2 separate regions of the Homo sapiens genome follow, and region 1 is linked to region 2. A link is a loop called in an ENCODE intact Hi-C map of the cell type or tissue named here. Cell type or tissue: heart right ventricle. All regions are shown on one strand.

Region 1 (2,500 bases), 130 kb after region 2:
CTTGGCGTGGCCAGTGTCCACTCTGCTTTCTGTCCACCTCTTTCTTCTGAAGGCCCAGGTCCTTTAAAATTTGTGCCGTCGGACCTCACCACCTCCCCGGTGTGCTCACCTGCCCACTCTTCACAAGAGCTGTTTCACATCGTCTCCTCCCTGAGCCTCCTCTCACTCATTCCTCCTGCCCCTGGTAATATCCGCTTCTCCACACCCCACCCCTACCTGCTGAAATTGCTTTGTCAGGCTTTTAAGCCTCAAGGAAAGAAAAGTTGAGGGTGTTCTCCCAGAAAGGGCACATTTGTAATGCTATACAACCTCCCGGGCTCAAAGTGTAGTCTTTGGATTCGTTTCACCTGAAAGCCGGTTAGAACTGCAGAATGTCTGGTCTCACTCCTGACCCACTGAATCAGAATCTGTAGGTGATTAGCCCATTAAAATCTGATGAGCCCTGATATCCACCCTAATCCGCCCAGGCCCCATTGCTGACCACCAAGGACTGTACTGCCTTCCCAGCCACGGTGACTCTGGGCCTCAGCTTCTACCTCATTGAGAAGCAACTCCATCCCCTAAATCTTCCTACCATCTAAGCTACTGACTTGCTAATAATTGCACTGACACATGATTTCCTTTTTTGTGGATGAAGGGACTCAGCTCTTTGCAAAGGCCAACCCTTTCCTCATGCTCCAACCCCATTGCCTAGAGTCAAATAACTATAAGGCATTTGTCATCCCTGCCACAGGGACAAGGACCTACCAGCCACACCACAGCTGTCAAGGGGAGCACACCGTCAGCTCATGTGACTACTGAGAACTTCCGAGCTGCCTTGAATAGGGGTTTAGAACAAGATCAGCTGTTTGCAATGTGAGATTCCAGAAGGGAGGGTCCCGAGGCTTCCTGGAGGATCAAAAGGGTGGGAACCCGAGTTCTGAAATTTCTATAAACCATGAAAAAGAAGGAGGTGCATGGTTCCCATGCCAGAGTTCAGCTAGAACCAACAAGAAGGTTGCAGGCTGTGGAAGCAAGGTTTTAAATCCATGAAACTAGCCCCAGCGTTTGCCCCTCACAGTTGCTTCTGGCCAAGGAATATATTGATGCTCCCTTCTCCCACCTCCTTGGCCTAATTGCTTTAGCTGCCACTCCAAGCTGGAAGCAGCAGGAAGTGAGATAAGTAAGGAGCGTGTCTGCACCTAGGCACAGGCACACACACGCAGACCAGGACAATCCGCAGCGGGCTAAGGCAGGAATTGAAGTCGCCACTTCTTTTCAGTTAAGGAAATCGGAGCAGCAGCTCCCATGGGAGATCAAAACAGTATTGTTTCAAAGAACAAAGCAGTTCAGAAGAGAACAAAGGTTTTGGCATTGATCCCCCTCTGGAGAAGATAATATCACAGACATTCCACCCTGTCTGGGACTAAAGACAAACCTACATGTTCATTTATTGAGATTATGCTCAAGAGTAGTGATCTTTGAGTAGTTTGACGGACATTCAATGCCTTCACAATTGTCAATATGAGAAGAAAAGCTGGTGGGCATAAGGACAGTTTGTAAGAAACAGCAGCCTGACCATTTCCAGCCACGTGGAGAGTCTGGCAGTGCATCTGCTGTGGCTGCGTTTGTGAAGGGGACCTGGACTTATGCCACATGCTACCACTGAGTTCAAGTGGAAACCTGACTCCCACAAAATGCATTTGCTAAAACACATTCTAGAAGAGCAGGATGGAGCTGCAGAGGCCTCAGAGCAGAGTCCAATCCTTGCCACAACCTCCATGTTTAGTTAATTCAGTTTTAAATTTATATTCAAAATATAAATTAGCATCTACTTCTTGCCAGGCTTTATGATTGGCCCCTGGAAATAGATGGAAACACTATAAGCTCTGTCCTCAAGTTCATGGTCTGGTGGGGATAAATAGATCATTTCAATCAACACTAAGGGGTCACGCAGGGCAGAGGCAAGGAGCCTGACACCTCACTTTCTACGGTAAAGCACAATGATAGCAATGTTCAAATTATGACCTACATCCTCAGAAGGGGCTAAACTCCCAGACAGGTTTAAACACTTTGCTCGAACATAGCATATATGGGAAAGGAGAGGGGTGCAACTGGGAAAGGGCACACAAGAGGCACACAGGAAAGGGCTCTAGAAGGGATATAGAGGTATTAGTTTGTATTTATCACATCATATACTCTTCTATATGCATGATAAAAAGAATGAATAAAACTGAGTCTTTCATAATACTGAAACTTCTGATTGAACTGTAGCTTCCTTTCGGCAATCCCCCCAGATGTCCAGTTATAGGATACAATTATCTTTCCTTTTTTTTTTTTTTTTTGAGACAGAATCTCACTCTGTTGCCCAGGGTAGAGAACAGTGGTGCAATCTCGGCTCATTGCAACCTGTCCCCTGGGTTCAAGTGATTCTCATGCCTCAGCCTCCCGAGTAGCTGGGATTACAGGGGTGTGCCACCACGCCCTGCTAATTTTTGTATTTTTAGTAGAGATGGAGTTT
Region 2 (2,500 bases):
GTAGCATGGGCACATGTGTACACCACTTGGCAGGTTCACTCCATCCTGAAAGTAGGGAAAAGGGCCTCCAGCCATCCTGGCTAGCTTGGAGGCAGTCTGCTCAGATCCCCTCATTATGTGGTTCTGTCTGCACTCATCAAGCAGCCTTCTCATAATAACTTGGCTTCCCATGCAGATTTTCCTACCAGCAGGGAACAAGCTGACCTGTGAGCAGGAGTATTCTGGTCCCACTGGCAGTTATTCTGCATGGAAATTAATAAATCAGCATTCTCTTGGGAATTTGATTTGCATGTCCATTCTCCAGAGTCTAAAAAAAAAAACTTACTGCACTAACAGAAAAAGTTATGTTAGTGTGTTAGTTAAGGCCTTTTGGGTCAATGAAACCCACTCCATCTAGCATTAAAAAAATGTAAAAATGTATTATAAGATGGTAGCTGTATGCCACAGAACTCAAGGGAAGAAAGGGCTGTTGGGACTGAAAACCAGAAACCAAAAAGCCATCAGGATTGAAACCTCTGCCTTCACTCTTGGTCTGTTCTAGGAGAAACTGTTTCTCTACCCCAAATGTATGGGTTTTCCACACCAAGCAATATTCCAGTTCTATATGGACACCAACTGGGTGCCCTAAAATTGAATTCAATTCTGACAGTAACTACCCAGAGTTATTGCAGACCCCACAGATTAGAGGCTCAGTCCCACAAGACTGCCCCTCATTTCAGACACCAATTGCAAGCAGTTGGTCCCCAGGTTATTTACACTTTGTTCAGACTTGGCCACAACCCCCTCCTCAGGTTTAATAACTTGCTATAATGGTTCACAGAACGCAGGGGAGAACTTTACTTATGCTTCCTGGCTTATTATGAAAGACACAAGTGAACAGCCAAGTGAAGAGGTACAGAGTAGGGGCCATCAGGGTCCAGAGTGAAGGAGCTTCTGCACCGCCGGGGTTGGGGTGTGCCTCCCTCCTGGCGCGTAGATGTGTTTACCAATCAGGAAGCTCTTCAACCCCATCACTGAGGGTCATTATGGAGGTTCCATTTCGTAGTCATGATTGATTAAATCATTGGCCACTGGTGATGAACTCAATCTCCAGCCCTTCTCCTCTTCCCACAGGTCAGCAGGTGGAGCTGGAAGTTCCAATCTTCTAATCATGTGGCTGGTTCCTCTGGTAACCAGTCTGCACCCTCCAAGAATCACCCCATTCACATAAACTCAAGTATGATTGCAAGAGGCGTATTATAAATGACAATAGAGGTTTCTCTCACACCTATCGTTCAGGAAATTCCAAGGATTTTAGAAGTTCCGCGCCAGGAACCGGGGACAAAAGCCAAATATTATAACAAAAGATACTCCTCTGACTCCCTACGCTCAAGAAGTTACAAGTGTTTTAGAAGCCCTGTGCCAGGAACCAGAGACAAAGACCAAATATATATTTTCTAATTATATTACAGCATTACCGTCTGCATCTCACACTCCTGCTGATGCTCTCCCCTCCCACTCTCAGGCTGCACGTACACTCCTTTCTGTTTCTGTCTTTACACCTCTCTCCCTCTCTCTCTTTCTCTCTCCAGATCAACTTTCTCTGCTTCTCAGGTATGCAGCTTCAGAAAGCTGCTTCTCACCCGCCTCAGTCCCTGCACCCAAGATGAACATCTATGAATTCAAACTCTACAGTCTCACAAAGAAAATCTGATTGGCCCAATTTGGGTCAAGTGTCCAGCCCTGATCAAATTATATGCAGCCGGTGGGGGAAGCTGGGCGTAGGAGGACAGAGTAGGCCCAGCTTCATGAAGTTGAAAACAATTTCCAGAAGAAGAAGGAAGACTGTAGATAGAGTAAGCATCCCCAAAACCATCACAGGTCCACAAACTCTGAGAGTCAGAGGTGTTTCTGAATTCAGAAATTTTTTGGACTTTAGAATATGGTCTTGTGCCTCATATAACATCACACACCAGTGGAGTCTAGGGCAGTTTCCCATAATCATATACACCAATCTTTTTGCAATGAAAACATGAATAGTTGTGCAAAATAGGAAATAAGCATTATGAATATTTTCACATGAGTTCAAATCAGGTTTTGCCTCAAAAGGAGTTATAAAAATACTTTTGGCTTTTATTGTTTCTGGATTTCAGGTTGCAGTTGAAGGATTTAGGCTGAGGACCAGACTGCAATGCTATCATGGTGCTTCTTCAAGAGGTTCCCCAGGTCTTTGCTCCTCTAAGTGTGGTCTCTGGATCAGCAGCATCAATGTCACCTGGGGGCTTGTTAGAACTACTGAATCTCAGGACCCATCCCAGATATGCTGAATCAGAATCTGCATTTTTAAAAATGCCCAGGCACTTCACGTGCTTATTAAACTTTGCAAAACACTGCTCTAAGTGGCAGTCAACATTCCTAAGTCCCCGGTCTTTGTATTTGTACAGATGAACTGCAACACACATGTGTACAATCATCCCTTCTTATGAGTTTTTTGAAAATAGCTCCAACCATCATTTTTACA

The links. Peaks named below come from ENCODE experiments on the same cell type or tissue, not always from the same donor. Only the 100,000 strongest peaks of a DNase experiment are listed, where the experiment ranks them.
Region 1: it touches region 2 in a loop (3-fold over the local background); 30 of 110 quality-filtered maps call a loop at or near these places.

Annotation. Positions count from the first base shown.
Region 1 is chr11:10,783,567-10,786,066 of GRCh38, reverse strand. No RefSeq gene overlaps it. Among named protein-coding and RNA genes, the nearest start is that of SNORD97, 17 kb to the left of the region's middle. In heart right ventricle, no CTCF peak of the experiment used is centred here; a DNase peak (open chromatin) is centred at 1,196; H3K27ac peaks cover 1,600 bases.
Region 2 is chr11:10,910,880-10,913,379 of GRCh38, reverse strand. The region is part of intron 2 of LOC107984309 (a long non-coding RNA gene); the gene reads left to right. Among named protein-coding and RNA genes, the nearest start is that of ZBED5-AS1, 54 kb to the right of the region's middle. RefSeq lists a silencer at 1,084-1,378. In heart right ventricle, a CTCF peak has its summit at 1,101 (motif pointing right); no DNase peak of the experiment used is centred here; H3K27ac peaks cover 1,834 bases.